3 separate regions of the Homo sapiens genome follow, and regions 1 and 2 are each linked to region 3. Evidence: chromatin loops called from intact Hi-C (ENCODE). Cell type or tissue: ascending aorta. All regions are shown on one strand. Links, peaks and the distances in the headings refer to the core of each region. The heading gives the core; the rest is flanking DNA. Region 1 has its middle 170 kb from the start of OXCT1-AS1. Region 2 overlaps OXCT1 (3-oxoacid CoA-transferase 1). Region 3 overlaps OXCT1 (3-oxoacid CoA-transferase 1).

The links. A loop is a pair of places that touch in the nucleus more often than their neighbours do. Peaks named below come from ENCODE experiments on the same cell type or tissue, not always from the same donor. Only the 100,000 strongest peaks of a DNase experiment are listed, where the experiment ranks them.
Region 1: a loop joins it to region 3, with 15 times the contacts of the local background. A loop is called at or near these places in 30 of 110 quality-filtered maps.
Region 2: a loop joins it to region 3, with 2.4 times the contacts of the local background. A loop is called at or near these places in 8 of 110 quality-filtered maps.

What each region holds. Positions count from the first base shown.
Region 1 is chr5:41,693,466-41,699,749 of GRCh38, reverse strand. No RefSeq gene overlaps it. Among named protein-coding and RNA genes, the nearest start is that of OXCT1-AS1, 170 kb to the left of the region's middle. In ascending aorta, for the core only: a CTCF peak has its summit at 3,591 (motif pointing left); no DNase peak of the experiment used is centred there.
Region 2 is chr5:41,791,002-41,797,285 of GRCh38, reverse strand. OXCT1 (3-oxoacid CoA-transferase 1) reads left to right here. Exons shown (of 17, transcript NM_000436.4): 12 at 2,537-2,609; 13 at 3,208-3,283. Among named protein-coding and RNA genes, the nearest start is that of OXCT1-AS1, 76 kb to the left of the region's middle. RefSeq lists an enhancer at 2,485-2,779. In ascending aorta, for the core only: no CTCF peak of the experiment used is centred there; a DNase peak (open chromatin) is centred at 2,695; H3K27ac peaks cover 4,601 bases.
Region 3 is chr5:41,840,918-41,847,201 of GRCh38, reverse strand. OXCT1 (3-oxoacid CoA-transferase 1) reads left to right here. Exons shown (of 17, transcript NM_000436.4): 6 at 4,421-4,527. Among named protein-coding and RNA genes, the nearest start is that of OXCT1-AS1, 26 kb to the left of the region's middle. In ascending aorta, for the core only: a CTCF peak has its summit at 3,484 (motif pointing right); a DNase peak (open chromatin) is centred at 3,550; H3K27ac peaks cover 1,559 bases.

The DNA of each region.
Region 1 (6,284 bases), core at 531-5,530, 150 kb after region 3:
CTGAGAGCAGCCTTTCTGTAGACAATGGAAAATTGCTTTAACAATGGACTGGAACATCTCTCAGATCCTTAAAAGTGATTCCAAACAATGTAAGAAACTATAATCTATAGGGTAGAGAGATGGAAATTGACTAATCCAATAGTATGAGTCACTACAGCTAATGCTGAATGGAAAATTTAATTTTTTAAATAAATCACAAATTATAATTATAAAATGTAGTTGGTGCTACAGTTTCTACAGAAACTAATTTATAATTGCATGGAGTATGGCATTGTTTTCTTTTCCAAATGAATCTCTAGTATACTTTTACATGAAATATAGCTAATCCTTGGCAGTAAGAAGTTCAAAGCTTGAAGAAGTATATTATGGCTTGGATATGAAGTTTCAATGAATTTGATTTCCTTTTCCAGACTTTGATAGTTCATGAGAACCTTATTATAATCACACAGCATTTTTTTGTGTCTCTATTCCCATCTATTAAATGGGAAGGATATTATATTTTATGAAAGTTTAAGAAGATCACAAAATCAAATGTCTACAGGGATTGAAGAGTAAGAGGAAATGGGTGAAATGAGCTATTGTATAAGTAATAGGGAGTGCTGGGAAGTGTAGCACACATACTGGAGACATAAGAACTCATTTAAACCATCTGACTGGCAAATCGGTTGGCACAATGTGTCATGTCTTTTGATTTTTTTTCAGGTGTATTTTATGTGTGAATCTCCATTTTTTTTTTGCATTTAATTTAAAAAATTTAGGTCACCGTGCAGATCAAACAGAGCATGTTTCTGGGCCACCATGTGAACTGTACTTTAGAGCATGCCACGAAAAGAACATTAAAAGGTTTCTCACTGTGGTTTAGATTTGCATTTCCCTGACGATTAGAGATGCTGAACATTATTTTTTCATATATCTGTTGACAGTTTGTGTGTCATCTTTTGAGAAATACCTATTATGATCTTCTGCCCATTTTTTAATCAGGTCATTTGTTTTTAAGTTGATGAGTTGTTTAAGTTCCTTATATATGCTGGATATTAACTTCTTGTCAGATGTATAGTTCACAACATTTTCTTCATTCTGTATGTCATCTCTTCACTTTGTTAATAGTTTCCTTTGCTGTCCATAAGGTTTTTAGTTTGTTATAATCCAATTTGTCTATATTTGCTTTTATTTCCTGTGCTTTTGAGGTCTTATTTTAAAAATCCTTGCCCAGCCCAATTTGGGAAGTATTTTCCCTGTGTTTTCTTTTAGTAGTTTTGGAGTTTCAGGTTTTACATTTAAACCTTTAATCTATTTTGAATTGATTTTTTTATATGGTGTCAGGTAGTGGTCTAGTCTCATTCTTCAGCATGTTGATAGCCAATTTTCTCAGCACCATTCATTGAAGAGATTGTCTTTTCACCAATATGTGTTCTTGGCACTTTTGTAGAAAAATCAGTTGGCTGTCAGTCTATTCACTTCAGTTAGAATGGCTACTATCAAGAAGGCAAAAGAAAACAAGTGTTGGCAAGGATGTGGAGAAGAGGGAATACTTACCCACTGTTGGTGCAATTGTATACCAGTATAGCCATTCTGTACTGGTAGTATGGGGGTTCTTAAAAAAATTGAAAATAGAACTATCAGGTTTTTTTTTTCCAAAATGGTAAATTAGAGGCTTTTAGTGTGCCTCATACACTTAGACACAGCAAAATAGTGCATGAAGATCAATATTGTGAGCTTTTATTCAAGAAGGAATATGGGAATTCACCCAAAAAGCAAAGGACTCTACATTTCCTGGAAAAGAGAAGGCAGAAAGCAGGCTATATGTCAGCATTTGCTGATAAAAGTGAGTGAATCCCCAGTACATGAGAGGCGGACAACATACCTGTGATTCAGTTTTCCATTAAGGATCCATGCAACTCAGGCCATGAGGGAGCACCTTGGGTCTCTGAAGTGCTGGAGCTAGCTTGGGGAAAGGCTGGGAGACAATAACAGGAAAATCCACTGGGAAAAGCTACAGGCATATTCCCAGACCCAGGACTGAGAAGAAAGTATCTTTCTTTTCTTTTCTTTTCTTTTTTTTTTTTTTTTGAGATGGAGCCTTGCTCTGTTGCCCAGGCTGGAGTGCAATGGCACAATCTCAGCTCACTTCAAGCTCCGCCTCCCAGGTTCATGCCATTCTCCTGCCTCAGCCTCCCGAGTAGCTGGGACTACAGGCACCCACCACCATGCCCGGATAATTTTGTTGTTGTTGTTGTATTTTTAGTAGAGACGGGGTTTCACCAGGTTATCCAGGATGGTCTCGATCTCCTGACCTCATGATCTGCCTGCCTTGGCCTCCCAAAGTGCTGGGATTACAAGTGTGAGCCACCACTCCCGGCCGGAAGATATCATTTTTAATCTGGACTCATGCAGTCACTCATTGATTGATGATCTGGCAGTGGTGTCTGTCACAAGCAGTTTAGTCTCCAGCCAGAGATTAGAGCATTTGCTCTGGAGTGTGGGAAGACTGCCCAAAGACAAAATTGAATGGCAAATGTAGAGTGCACCCCATAAGTAGGTGCTAGAATTGGGCTTTCTCCCATCACTGAACTTGAGCAGGAGGAGAATTGCCGAAGCTGCAGGTTCTCCTGAGTGGTGTAATCTCTGGCCAGGAACAGCTTTGTAGCTTGAGACTGGTCTGCCTCTGTCATTGCTGGGTGCCCCAGATTGCTCCCTTGGTCAATCAGGAGACAGTGCCCCACCAGCTGTAAGGTGCAAGAGGGAGGCAGACCCTACTCTTCCTCACCCGGAATGGGAACGTGGGCCACATCTCTCTTCCCTTGCAAAGAACTTGGTGCAGTGGTGCTCCTTCTTCTCCACACCTGGGCATATTTCCAGGCATTTGGTACAACCACTTGCCTGGAATAGGGGCCTGAGTTGCCCCTTTATTCCCCTGTAAAGACCTTTCTGCATCAGCTATTAAAATGTTATGCAGGAGTTACTCCACTTCTTGCCAGAGTACATATCTCCAGGTATTTGGCACACCTGCTGCCTGAATTAGGAGCCTGAGTCACCCCTTCTTTCCTGTGCACAAATCTGGGTGCAGTGGTGCCCTCTCCTCTCCATACCCAGGCATAATTCCAAGCAATCAGTGCACCTGCTCACCTGGAGTAGAAGCCTGAGTCACCCCCTTTCCCTCTCACCACCCATCTTGGTGCACTGGCACCCTCTACACTACATGCCCAGTTATATCTGCAGGCATATGACTGGAGCACCCACTCTTTTTGATTAGGAGTTTAGGCCACCTGTCCTAGGCACAGAACTTGGAACAGTGGAGGTCTGTACACTCTACTCCCCAGTACATCCCTGGGTGCTTGATGGCTGTACCCTGAATCCCACCTTGGACCTGGTGATTATGCCTGCCATTGAGTGATGGTGTAGGCAGGCCTGCTGATCTGGCCCTTAGTCCCCACTCAGGGGCTAAGCAGGGAGCTCAGACTATTATGTATGCCACAGGACAGTCTAATGTCTGAATCTACAGGGAGCTTCTCATGGTAAACAAAGATCAAACATATACCATTTTTTATCAGCTGCAGCCAGCTCTTATCCATAAGTGCCACCTACTGGCTTGGAGGTTGAACTGTATAACCCAAAAGAAAAATCTGCTGACACAAGTGCGCAGCACTAGGGAATGAGATAAGTCTCATGAGACCACCACCCTCCCAGCCCCACAGGAGGAAGCAGTGAGTCTGTTCACACACACAGTACATCACGACTTCAACCAGCATTTGAGAAAGCCACCAAACAAAAGCTATCTATAACCGAGGAACTTATACAGAATCTTTAACATTGAAAGCACCCAGAACTGATGCCAAAGGATCCTGCACAACACACACTCTAGTCATATCCTCAAAATGGGGGGAAATCCCATCCAAATGAAAATAAATTCGAAAGTAAGAAGGAAAGGAACCAGAGAAACAATTCTGTAAGTATGAAAAGACAGAGTGTTACAACACTCCCAAAGTACACACTAAGTCTTCAGCAGTGGATCCTAATCAAAATGAAATCTTTGAAATATCAGAAAAAGAATTCAAAATATTGACTTTAATGCTTAATGTGATCCAAGAGAAAGTTGAAAACCAACACAAAAGAATCAGGAAAACAATTCAGAATATGAAGAAGAGATAGATACTTTAAAAAGGAAAGCAGAACTTCTAAAATTGAAACAAAAATCATGGAAGGAATCATAAAATACACTTGAAAGCCTTAACAGTAGGCTAGACCAAGCAGAAGAAAAATTTTAGAGTAGAAAGATAGGGCTTTTGAATTAACCCAGTCAGACAAAAATAAAGATTTTTTTTAAATGAACAAAGCTTTTGAGAAATATGGCATTGTGCAAAGCATCCAAGCCTATGAGTTATAGGTATTCCAGAGGGAGAAGAAGAAAAGGTAAAAAGTATGAAAAACCTATTTGAGGGTCTAATGCAGGAAAACTTCTCTGGTCCTGCTAAATATCTAGACATCCAGATACAAGAAGCTCAGAGAATCCTTAGAAGATACACTTCAAGAATAACTTAACCAAGGCATAGAGTCATCAGACTATCCAAAGTCAACATAAAGGAAAAAATCCTAAAAAGTGACAAGAGAGAATCATCTAATCACCAGTAAAAGAAATTCCCTCAAACTAACAGCAGACTTCTCAGCAGAAAGTTTCAAAGCCAGAAGAGTTTGGAGTCCTATTTTCAGTCTTCTTAGAGAAACAAACAATCCAACCAAAAGTTTTGTGTGCTGCTAAACCAAACTTCATAAATGAAGGAGAAATAAAGTCTTTTCCAGACAAGCAAACACTGAGGGAATGTCACCTCTAGGCTGCTCCTACAAGAAATGTTCAAAAGAGTTTGAAACATGGAACTGAAAGGGTAATACTTGTTATCATAAAAACACAGGTCTTATAAATCAATTACACAATCGAGATTGCAAAGCAATTAGGTAATAATTCACATTATGGCAAGAACAAAACCTCACACATCAATACTAATTTTAAAGGTAAATGAACTAAGTGCTCTACCTAAAAGATATAGAGGTTAGCAGAATGGATAAAACACTAAGATGCAACCATATGCTGCATACAAGAAATTCACCTAATGGGTAAATACGTTTACAGCCTCAAAGTACAGGGATGGAACAAGATATTTTGTGCAAACAGATACAAAAAGCAAGCAGTAGTAGCTATTCTTCTATCACATTAAAAAGACTTTAAATCTACAACAGTAAAGAAAAAAAAGACAAAAGAAGTCATTACATAATGATAAAGAGATTGATTCCAGAAGAAGAGATAATAATCCTAAATATATATGCACTTAACACTGGAGCATCCAGATTCATAAAACAAATACTATTAGACCTATGAAAAAGGATAGACAGCAATACAATAATAGTAGAGGACTTTAATACCCCACTGACAGCACTAGATAGATCATCAAGGGAGAATATCAAAAAAGAAACTCTGGATGCAAATTGGACTGTAGACCAAATGGACCTAACAGACATTTACAGAAGATTCTACCCTGCAACTGCAGAATACACATTCTTCTCATTTGTGCATTGAGTGTTCTCAAAAATTGACCATGTTGCAGGCCATGAGGCAAGTCTCAATAAATTTTAAAAAATTGAAATCATATCATGTACCTTCTTGGACCACAGTCGAATAAATCTAGAAATTAAAACCAAGAGGAGCCCTCAAAACTATACAAATACATGGAAATTAAATAATCTGCTCCTGAATGATTTTTGGGTCAACAATGAAATTAAGGAAGAAATTAAAATTTTTTTAAAGTGAAAGCAAGTTAATTAGAGAAGCAAAGAAACAAAAGAATTACTACTCCATAGTCACAGAAACCCACAAAATTTTTGAAACAAATGAAAATGAAGACAGAACACACCAAAACCTCTGAGATATAGCAAAAGTAGTGCTAAGAGGGAAGTTTATAGCATTAAATGCCTAAATATATCCACAAAAACTAAAACTTAAAAAGAAGATGTGTATGGCTAAAAGCAAACAAAAAAGAAAGATCTCAAAATAGACAGCCAAAGTTTCACCTCAAGGAACTAGAAAAAACAGGAACAAAGCATGCCCAAAGCTAGCAAAAGAAAAGAAATAACAAAGAGCAGAACTAAACAAAATTGAGACCAAAAAATTACAAAGAATTGATGAAAAAGAAAAACTGTTTTTTTGAAAAGATAAACAAAATTGATAGACCACTAGCTAAATTAACCAAGAAAGAAATGGAGAAGATTGAAATAAGCACAAACAGAATTCATAA
Region 2 (6,284 bases), core at 491-5,490, 50 kb after region 3:
AAACTATGCTTCACAAATAATATAGGGAGATCCAAAGCTCTTCCCATTGATCTCAGTTTCCTATAACATGGTAAATATGCCTTCTATGTATTATCAGCCAGTGCAGGTTGTCTTTTGGAAGTCAGTGTTATTTAGCCTCTAAAAAACAAAGAACTGGAATTTTTAATGTTTTTCTTCCTTTTTGTCCTACAAATTCCTCCTCCTTGACTTCCCACAGGACTGATGAGGATCTGAATTTGCAGGTTATAGACATTGTGTCTAGAATAAGGTTTAGTTGTGTTATGCCTGTCTTAAAACCTAGAGCTCACACAGGCTGGCCATACAACCCCACCATATAAGCCAATTGCTTGGTCCTGTGGCATTTGTCCCTAGAGGGGCAATGGCATTATCTCTTTTATAAGTAGCTTTGGAGAGAGGAATAACAAAAATGGCAATAATAAAAGGTGACGTTTATAAAGCCCTTTCTCTGTGCCAGGCAAGTTAGAGTAAGGACTTTGTATGCATTATCTAATTTAATCCACTACGTCTTACATGCTGTTTAAAAGCCCCTGCTAACCATACCAGGAAGTATTTTCAAAACTTTTCAATTTTGTGTACTTTAAAAGATACAAAAATATTTCTATCATTTGGAATAAAACTCCCTCGAGAGATATATATTTATATCAAGATGAAGTATTTATATATTTATAAATAAGCTTACTCTTTCTCCATACTCAAGTTTTAATGGAGGGGGATATTGATGGAAAAGTTAGCTTTCGGGAAAGACTTGAGAATCTGAGGATATAACTGTGTTGCACAGCTAGGGATATTCAGACTGCCTGTGGTCCTTTTGTTTCTGGGAGCTATTTCCTATTCCAATTTTGGAATAACAGTTTTGCTTCTCTTTCTTTTTGTCTGCCCTATTATACTGAGGCCATGCATGGGGTGTTCTCAAAACAGGTGACTTATCTTTGGCACAGTGGTATGTGAGCACCTTCCTGGTTGAGACCAGAAGCTATTCCCAGGCCCCTGAAGCTCCTGAATAGAGAGGAAATAGATCACAAGATGGGAGCAGCTTAGATATGAGTCAGGTGATTTTATTAGTTCTATGGGGAGTAGATGACCTTGAAAATCTTTTCCAGCTCTGAACCTCATTATGAGATGTAAGTCTTGGGAGATGTCCTTCCAAGGGGACCTCTTGGAAGTTAACCTTAGATACATTGGCCAGTATTACCATGTTATTCCCTGATTTTATGAAAATCCTGTGGTTTTAATAGAAGCTTATGGGGCAAGAGAGTACAGATGAGTCAGAAAAAGAAAGAAAAGGGGAGAGAGATGAAAAGTCGAGAGTTCAGGCCAAATGAAATTAAGGAATTAGGTGGGTCCTTTTTTTCTATATGTGTTTTCTAATTTTATTTTTATTTCTCCCCAGCTTCACTGAGATATACTTAACCAATAAAAATTGTTTATATTTAAGACGTGTAATGTGATGATTTGATATACATATACATTGTGAAATGATTACCACAATCATTAATTATCACATCCATCACCTCAGAGTTACCTTTTTTTGTAGTGAGAACTCTTAAGATCTACTTTTCTAGCAAATTTCAATTATACAGTATAGTATTAACTATAGTTAATACTATATGCTGTACATTAGCATCTCAGAAGTTATTCTTATCACTGAAGTTATTTGTTGATTAAAAAAAGAAACTGCGGTGCATCTCCTGTGTCATTCCCTTCAAAATTGCATTCCTTCTTATGTTCATGTTGATTCCACAGTCTCTCTGTCTCAGTGACTTACAGTAGCATTAGATTCTGACAGGTGTTACCCCAGAACTTCCTTCCTCCTCATTCCTAAGTAGTATTTAGCAGAGGATTGTGAAGGGAATGGGGATGGCGAGAGGCTGGAGAGGTATGGACAATAGAGGGGTGCATTTCCTGTAGAACAGGGGTCCCTAACCCCTGGGCTGTGGACCAGTACCGGTCCATGGCCTGTTAGGAACCAGGCTGCACAGCAGGAGGTGAGCAGCAGGCGAGCAAACGAGCATTACCATCTAAGCTTGGCCTTCTCTCAAATCATCAGCAGCATTAGATTCTGATAGAAGCCCGACTGAACCCATTGTAAACTGTGCATATGAGGGATCTAGGTTGCCCGTTCCTTATGATAACCTAATGCTTGATAAGCTGATGTGGAACAACAGTTTTATCCTGAAACCATCCCCATCCCCCAGTCTGTGGAAAAATTGTCTTCCATAAAACCGGTCTGAGGTACCAAAAAGGGGACTGCTGCTGTAGAGAATTTCCAAACAATAAGAAAACTAAAAGTGGTCTGCTTTTCATTATCATCATGCAAAGGCAAGAGCAATGTCAGTGACAAAATGCTTTCCACCACAAAAGGTTCCTACTGTGTCCCCCCACCTGCTATGTCACTGCATTTTGGTAAAGGGAGCTTAAGTTCTTTTGGGAATGGAGAAGATGTGGACCTCTGTTCACCATGATACTCTTAGAAATCTAATAGCCTTTTCTTTCTTTTGTGTGTGTGTGTGTTTAGGCAAGGAAACAGTTACTATTCTTCCAGGAGCCTCTTTTTTCTCCAGCGATGAATCATTTGCAATGATTAGAGGGTATGTAATAACAGAGCCCCTCATGTTTCAGACAGTATGGAATGAGCTGAGTCATCGTCTGAGTGTGTTAGCAAGGCTCTGAAACACAGCCACATTTCCCAGCCAGAAAACTATCAGGAGTTTGTTCGGCTGCAGGGTGTGAAATTATTCACATCGAATGTTGGGCATTGAATATCCAGCCCACTGTTAGGAAAAGAACCCCCAAAATGGAATCCATGCCTTTGTGCCAACCATACTGAAATAAACATTTCTAAGGTGCTTTCTGAGGATTCTAACATTTTCTTCAAACTGTGTTCACTTTCTAGCTAGTGTTTGTGTTCAAGTAGTCACATTCTGCCTCACTGAAGGAAACAGTCTTCCTGTGTACACCTGTTCATAGTTTGTTATTGAAACAATGTATACTGTAACTTTTTTTTCAAAAAGAATTTTTAGTGATTATTTCTCTGTCAGCATGGAGCTGATCTATTAGGAAATCAGTTGTGTGGTGGGGGAAGCAAGTATATTTTGGTGGTATGAAGTTATTCTAATTGCTGGCAAGTTCAAGCAAAGGGGACAAAAGCTTATGAGGTTCACTTTATTCTTCCTCTTTCTTTCTCAGTGGACACGTCGATCTGACAATGCTAGGAGCGATGCAGGTTTCCAAATATGGTGACCTGGCTAACTGGATGATACCTGTAAGTAGACATTTTTTATTCTGAATTATGTTTGGATCAGAATAATTATATTTTAAATACTAAGAAAAAGGGCCATGAGATCACGATTCTTTAAAAATGAAATATTTTAATATATATTTCTTACTAGAATCAAATTTTAATTAAGTAAGCACTGAGAAGTATTCAGCTTTGCCAATTTACTGTGCATTTGGGACTAAAAGTAGGCAAGGTCAGAGCCGAAACCTCTTGCTTAGAAGAAACCAAGTTAGAGAAGACTTAAAAAACAGAAAAAGGGCTAATTATACTCTGAAAATAAGAAATACAAATATTTACCATAACTAAAATTTTAAACTAGGAAGAACAATTAACAAGTTTGTTAGCGTTGTTAATTAACTTTGCTAATTGTTAATTCTATTAATCAGTGATTGAAATCATCTTGATTGGTCATGTGACCCCATAAATAATCATTGTCCTCTGCTATGGAATTCAAAACCTGTGAGAGTTTAATATCCTTGTGAAATGCACAGTTGTCATTTAATATGAAATGCACAGTTGTCATTTAATAGTGACCTAAATCAAGGAAGAAACCTCTTAGAATTAGCTTTGGAAAGAGGACTGTTATCACTGACTTAATTCATGAGTGTAGTTCATTATAGACCAGGATGTTGCTTCCCAAGTACGTGCATGGAAACAATAATGGGTATGTTTATGATTATGAGCTCATTTTGGCTGGTAGCCCGGTTGCTCTTTGTGTGTGTGTTTAAGGATTTCCATATGTTTCTCTATAGAACAAGCTAAGAAGAATCTTGTCAAATAACTGAGGCTGGTGGTCTATGATAGGACAGTTTTCTTGAAATCTCTTAAATTTGTTTTCTAATAATTTTTTGAGGAAGGTGGATTAATGTAGTTGATAACAATGTTAGAGATCATGTTAGTCTAGCTCATTTGATCTAGAGATCATGTTAGTCTAGCTCATTTGATCTAATGCCACCTGAAATGTTATGTTTAAGTTTTAATAATTATTCAAGCCCTAGTTTTCAAACTTGGTGGTGTATTAGAATACCTCAGAGTTTTAAGAAATTTTGATGCCTGGGTTCCAGCCCAGGTAGTCTCTAATTTAATTAATCTGGGATGTAGCCTGGACACTGGGTCATTCAAAGCAACTCAGGTGGTTCTGATATGTGACCAGGTTTGAGAACCAGCATATTAAAGATTGATTACAACTCACTTCATTTTAAAATGTAAGAGAAAAACATCATTGAGCCATCATAATAAGAACCCTTAGCAAATTGTGGATTATATTGTTAGTTTAGTTGTAAAAATACTGATCTTTCAGAATCAGCCATAGTTACAAGGGTTAGCAGCTTTTGATTGCTTCAAAAAAATCAGGGAGGGTCTCCTGAGCATCGTACAGTGAGTCAGATAGAAAGTTTGTGGAAATACTTGTGTAGGATATTACAATGTATTTCTGTTTTCAAATTTTAGAAAAGGGCCATACGGGGTAGTAGAGTGACTATAGGAAAGCAAGCCCTGGGTTTTAGCACTGACTCTACCAGTAATCAAGGTGTGATGTTGAACATTTCACTTATGCTCTTTGGGTTAAAATGCCCTCATCTATAAAGTGAGGGTTTGAGAACAGATAATTTTAGGGGTCTCATTTGGTTCTCTTAGCTTAGTAGGTAAGAGCAAGGCCCTGTAGTGAGATAGTTGTGGATTAAAGTCTTATTTCTGACGCTTGCTGGCAGTGTAACTTGAGCTAATTTCCTATTTTTCCTCATCTGTAAAAATGGGAATCATATAACAGTACCTACTTTATAGGACTATATGAAGGAATACATGTGACAATGCATACAAAGTACATAGCACAGAGCTTGACACTTAGTACCTGGTAAATAGGTTATTGTTCTTATAAGAAGTTGCGGGCCGGACGCAGTGGCTCACGCCTGTAATCCCAGCACTTTGGGAGGCCGAGGCGGGTGGATCACGAGGTCAGGAGATTGAGACCATCCTGGCTAACATGGTGAAACCTCGTCTCTGCTAAAAAATACAAAAAATTAGCCGGGCGTGGTGGCATGCGCTTGAGTCCCAGCTACTCGAGAGGCTGAGGCAGGAGAATGGCGTGCACCCGGGAGGCGGAGCTTGCAGTGAGCAGAGATCGCGCCACTGCACTCCAGCCTGTGGGCGAAAGAGCGAGACTCCGTCTCATAAAAAAAAAAATAAATAAATAAAATAAAAAAGAAGTTGCGGATACCTGGCAAAGAAGAGAAAAGCATTGGGTCCTATGAACAAAAGCAATAGGGTTTTAAATACATCTATTTCTCTAGACTAATGATTTTTGAAATCAATTTGCTCAGTGGTCCTGGGTATGAAGCAGAAATGTGTTAAATATCTTCTTCCCTTCGGGGAACATGGGCATCTTCATATCAGTATAAGATTTGTTTATATTATGATTTAGCATGTAGTAAGGCTGGAAGCTCTCATAGTGGTAGTGTACACTATGTAGTTATTTGTAGGAAAGCTTTTCCAATGCGTACCATATTTTTACATATCCTGTTAAGATTCCTGTGAATGATTAAAATACAAATGTTTATTACTTTATACTTTTCTCAATATAACTTGGAGCCCACGAGTTCCCAAAGGAATGGACCTAGTGGGATGAACAACTCTGGAGTTCTGTAGGAACATCATGGAAGTCTAGTTGAGAAAAATTAAGCATAAGAAGTGTTCCTGGGTTTGGTTCCACTGTTTTGGTAATGGAAGTTGGTAGTGTTACTTCTGATTAGCATTTTTTTTGTTGCTTTCATAACTGATAATCATTTCCTAACTTCTTTGTATGTGATGCACCATGTATATTTTCATTGTTTGAGACTCAGGGCAGCTTCAGAATCAAGTCCATGAGGTTTAGTTTGGTTTTAATTTCAGCCCTACCCCTTACAAATTATGTGATCTGAAGCACATGTTTTGGCTAGGATTAAGTGAGAAGAAAATGAAAAGTGAACACTGCAAGCACTCTCTAAATAGT
Region 3 (6,284 bases), core at 890-5,889:
TCAAGGAATTTATCCATTTCTTCTAGATTTTCTAGTTTATTTGCGTAGAGGTGTTTGTAGTATTCTCTGATGGTAGTTTGTATTTCTGTGGGATCGGTGGTGATATCCCCTTTATCATTTTTTATTGCGTCTATTTGATTCTTCTCTCTTTTTTTCTTTATTAGTCTTGCTAGCGGTCTATCAGTTTTGTTGATCCTTTCAAAAACAAATTTACAAGAAAAAAACAACCCCATCAAAAAGTGGGCGAAGGACATGAACAGACACTTCTCAAAAGAAGACATTTATGCAGCCAAAAAACATGAAAAAATGCTCACCATCACTGGCCATCAGAGAAATGCAAATCAAAACCACAATGAGATACCATCTCACACCAGTTAGAATGGCAATCATTAAAAAGTCAGGAAACAACAAGTGCTGGAGAGGATGTGGAGAAATAGGAATACTTTTACACTGTTGGTGGGACTATAAACTAGTTCAACCCTTGTGGAAGTCAGTGTGGCGATTCCTCAGGGATCTAGAACTAGAAATACCATTTGACCCAGCCATCCCATTACTGGGTATCTACCCAAAGGACTATAAATCATGCTGCTTTAAAGACACATGCACACGTATGTTTATTGCAGCATTATTCACAATAGCAAAGACTTGGAACCAACCCAAATGTCCAACAATGATAGACTGGATTAAGAAAATGTGGCACATATACACCATGGAATACTATGCAGCCATAAAAAATGATGAGTTCATGTCCTTTGTAGGGACATGGATGAAATTGGAAATCATCATTCTCAGTAAACTATCGCAAGAACAAAAAACCAAACACTGCATATTCTCACTCATAGGTGGGAATTGAACAATGAGAACACATGGACACAGGAAGGGGAACATCACACTCTGGGGACTGTTGTGGGGTGGGGGGAGGGGGGAGGGATAGCATTGGGAGATATCCCTAATGCTAGATGACGAGTTAGTGGGTGCAGCACACCAGCATGGCACATGTATACATATGTAACTAACCTGCACATTGTGCACATGTACCCTAAAACTTAAAGTATAATAATAATAAATAAATAAATACATACATACATACATAAATAAATAAAGAGAAGACTTCTGGATTGGAAGGCAGAAAATGAGTGCAATTAGGGAGGGAATGCAGGGGGATTTAAACTGAATATTAATGTTCTATTTCTTAAGCTGGTGTTATAAAAATGTATAAGTACTGCATATATTTTTAAAATGCTACATAAGCATATTTTGTACATTTTTATATGATAAATTTTACATTAAAATATTTTAAGATAAAAAATGTGTTTTTTATGTTTGATCTTTTTCCTTTACTGTCTAAATAAGTTTAAAAGGCTTCTTGACAAAGTAAAAGACAGGAGCCTAATTGTTAAAATGAACTGTAGTAGTATCTCATAAAGTTCCCGGAAAACTTGGGATAAATACTTTGATAGCTTGCTAGAAGTTGAAAAATTAATTCACCTCGTGAAAATATGAGACTAAAATATTTCTTAGGTTCATTTCTGCCTGGAATCAGGTGCCTCAAACTCGTAGTTTTTTAATTTTGTCTGAATTCCCTAGGAATATGACAGATAATTTATTTCTTAATTCTTAGTACTTTTTTTTTTTACTTAAAGCAGGAAAAAGTGAGTTCATTTCTAAATTAGTGTTATTTATTGAGGTCCTACTCTTTGCCAAACCCTGGTCTAAGCACTGTGGTAAAATGATCTAGATCAAGTCCTCCTGCTAGTGGAGGAACTGACAATGAATGAATAAATGCATAATGTCTATAGTGGAAGTACTGTGAAGACAAATCAAGTAGATTAACAGCAAAGAGAATTAATTATCACTGGCCAGGCAGCTGATATTCCAGACTGGTGGCCAGGGAGAGCTTCTTTGGGGAGGTGACACTTGGTAGAGACCTGAATAAGGTAGGAGAACGAGGCAAGTGGAGATAAGAGGGTTTGTGCTCTGTTCAGAAGGAAGAGTAAGTACAAGGTGCTGAGGCAGCTACAGGCTTGCCGTGTTTGGGGAACAGGAGGGTGGTGAGGCTGGAACAGCACATGAGGCAGAGAGTGATAAGGATGGAGATTGAAGAGAGGCAGGAGTCAAATTCATGCAAAGTTTGAATTTTACGGAACGCAGTGGGAAGCCTATGGAGTTTTGAATAAGGGTGAGAGTGATGTAATTTGAGTTGTCTTTTGTAACTATCACTGTGGCTGCTGGGGTGGTGGTTCTTTTTTTTTTTTTTTTGCTAGGAAGCCAAGAGCAGAAGCAGCGAGAGAGGGTTTAGGAGGCTGTTGTGTTAATTTAGGAGGGAATGGAAGGTGGCTAGACCAAGGTGGTAACAGTGGAGTTTGAGAGAAGTGGTTGAAATTGGTGTTATGTTCATGGTAGAGCCAACAGGATTTACTGGTAGATAGGTAAGGGGTGTAAGAGGAGTCAAGCATACTGTGTAAGATGAATGAAGCACAGGCCTTATCAAAGAGCTCTGTTTGGAACATGGTGCATTGGAGACGTTCATTAGACTCCAAGAGGAGGTGCTTAGTGAACGTCATATCAGGGGAGAGTCTAGAGCCAGGATAGAGACTTTGGAGGCATCAGCATATAGTATTTAAATCTGTATACTAGATGAGTGTCTAGGGGCTGAGTGCAGAGCACCTCGTTGACATTTAGAAATTGGGAAGAGAAGGAGCAGCAAAGAGAAATGGGAAAGAGTGATTAGTAAGTAAAGAAGAAACCCAGGGGCATCTGGCAATTTGAAAGAGAAGGGAAATTTTAAAAAGAAGGGAATGATCAACTGAGTGTGAAGAGGTTGGTAATACAGGGCCTGGAATTGAATCATTGGATTTGCAAAAACAGAGGTCATTGACAACTTTAAGAATTATTCCTTTTTGGAATAGAGGGGATGAAAATCTCATTAGATTCAAGAAAGAACCAAAAAGTGAGGAAGTGGTGACTACGAAATGTAGAATTCTTTCAAGTGAGTATAATAGCTAGTTTGACAAAACCAACTCCTTCCCCATTTTTAAATTTCAGTAAAACTAACACTCAGCAACAGCTGGTATGTAGACACATCAGAAAATTATGTAACTAGAATATAAAAGAAGCCTATTTATTGACTTTGCCTTGCATTTGCATATATTTACCCCAGTTTTCTAGATCTGTATGTAAAACACTCAACTATCATTGTTGGTATTTACAGTGATTTTTGAAATACATAAGCCGTTCCAAAATAACTTTGTATATTGATATGTGGCTCAGAAATATCTTTCATATAATTTATCTTAGTTCCTATAGTAAGATCCTCATTCATCAGTTATTCCCTAAGTGCATTAATCTTTTTTCTAGCAGGCAACTTGGTTAATGTCTTTAAAGTAGCCTTTATTTAAGAAAGGTTTTGTTTCAAACCATAGTTGAAATAAATGTACCAAAATTTTCTATTTTCTATAGCAGCTTTTTGTAAAACGCACTTAGTCTGTTTTTCCACTAGGGGGTGCGGTAGGGATGAGAATGGAGTTCTACATTCACATGGCTCCATTTTGTGCAGTGATGGAGTGTGGCAATGGATGCTTGTTTTAATTCCCGGAAATAAACCGTCAAGAATAAAAGAACATGATGGCAAGACAGTTTTGCTTTATGTTCTTCCCTCCAAAATTGGTAGTATAATTAAAAGGCAATAAACATAAATAAAAATCAATAGCATTCCCTAGATCAGTAATGTCAGAAGAGTAGATAGGAGCAAATGTAACATTCACAGTAGCAAGAGAAACCACTAAGTACCTATAAATAAACCTAAGAAAAAAAATAAAGCTTTTATGGAGAAAATAATAAAACTATTGAAGGAGGTCGAAGAAAACCTCAGTAAATGGAGACATATACTATGCTCATGGGTGGGAAGATAGGGCTTGTTGGTTTTCTCCAAATTTACTGATTCTGTGAATCCCATTTAAAATCTCAACAGGTGATATAGGTTATTGAGGATAGCTGAATGATAGATTTTTGTAACTATTTTATGTAGGAAAACAATACATAGACCATTTTATGCAAACTGTTTTTTCAGGGGAGAGGGAAAGAAGGACTATTTTTCACATTCAATATACAACCTGTACATACAAATAGTAAAATGAAAATAGTCTATCCCTCAGGCCATAGAACTTTCAGTTCCTCAAATGCACAAATTTTCTTTTGTCACTGGACCTTTGCTTGTCTGTTTCCTTAGCTCCCCTTAGACCACTTTGACTAAGTCCTGCTTGCCTAACACTGCTTATCTTTGAAGTCTCTGGGATGCTTTTCCCTCTGAGAAATTTTCCCTCAGTAGGCTTGTATCCTTATTATCTACCTCTATCAGAGTGCCTCTATCACAATCAAGACCTATGCAAATACCTGATGATGCCTTCTCCCTCTTCTGCAGGTGAGGGAGTTCAATGGTCAGCACTTTATTTTGGAGGAAGCAATTACAGGGGATTTTGCTTTGGTGAAAGCCTGGAAGGCGGACCGAGCAGGAAACGTGATTTTCAGGTATTGTGATAGTTTTAAAAACACTCGTGCATATCAGCAACTCTAAAAATGGACATCAGAGTGAATTTGGAATTTAAAAATGTATTTTCGTAATGGCCCAAAATCATACATGCCCATGTGTATTGCACATATATAGGTGTGTGCAGGGCTGCTGGTATGTCCACTTGTGGGAGTCTGTTTAGACTGGTCGATATCTATGTTGCACTGCTTGTTAAATATTTGGATCTATATGCCCTTTTATATAGGCACATGCAGTTGTTTTTCTCCTTGTGTATTTTAGTTGCCAAGACCAGTTACATGCTTAGAAAATGTGACATCATACAATTTTATTTAATTGATATTGTAATTTACATGTATTGTCTTAAAATGTCAAAGCTAATTTGATACTCTGGAAAGATACTGCTAATAATCATTGGGGTCAGTCCTTCAGTCCTTTTGGTGTCTTCTAGGAAATGCTTACAAAGGTTCTATCTGAAAAATTGATTAACCTTTATAATACTGAATTTTCAATCCTCTCAGCCACAGACTTTATAGATTTTAAAATCTTTTGGTTATTCTAAGCATACTAAGTATTTATATCTTGGATTTATAGATTTATATAGTTGTTTTTTGAGGAATATGAAACCTTTGAGTGTACACTTAAGAGTTTTCCAAACTGATCTTGAAGACTTTACCTATCAGATTACAGAAATCATTGTTTTTGCTTATTTATCATTTGCTGCTTTCGATTAACAATTTTTAAATCTTTAGCAAATGCAGCTTTGGTGCAATTACAGTTAAGTTCTCAGTGATACTCTCATATCACTTTTTATTTCTGAAGGACTTATGTGATATTAATGCTCTTTGATTTCTTTAATTTAGCCAGTTTTTTAAAGTACAACTAATTTTGGCAATAACAGGAGTAATTTTACATCATCTTTACCTTATTTGACACGTTTGTGTAATATTTACACGTTTAGTTGCTTTTTAAAAAAGATTAACAAAATTGTATACTACCAAACAGAAAGGAATTATTGAAAATATTCCCATGTTTATTCTGCGCTGCAGTGCCTGGCTCTGGTATTTGAAGGCTGCACAAGGGCTATTCTGGGCACTGACTTTATGCTGGTGGTTAATGAGTTCGGGTGTGAAATGAAAGCTTGCATCACCAATGGTCAAGTGACCTTAGGATTAACTTCATATTTAGTGGGACAGCTGGAACAGAAGTCTGTCTAGGTTATTCAAGTGGGGGACTTGGGACTCCTTTGCCTCTGACCATTCTGCCCTTGGAGCTTTTGATGCCTGGATGTCTGGTGGGATCTAACCCAGCAACTTGTGAAAGTTCACGAGGGCTCCTTTCTCAAGGATGCTCCTATTCCTGTACTCATTCTTCAATCTGAGCAAAAGAAATATTGGTGGCTCAAAAGAGCTAGTAAAACATAGCTGTGACTTACTTCCTTTTACCAAAGAAATTCTGCCATCAACGTATATTCCCAGAGACAAAAAATATGTTTTAATTTTTACCATTAGGGGAACTGTATTGAGGAACATCAGAGTGCAAAACCATCGGCAAAATTGGCACCTGCTAGAAATTTTTACACCTCGGGGTCTGATGTGGGTGTTATACTTCCAAAAACTTCATCAGAAAATGATTCTCCAGAATGATCTTTATAGTTGACTCACAAATTATCAATGAATGTTTCATTTAGTTTCAGCAATAGGCTTCTCTTCAATAGAGAATGTAATTACTGTACCTTCTCATGTGAAGCATTTGCTAC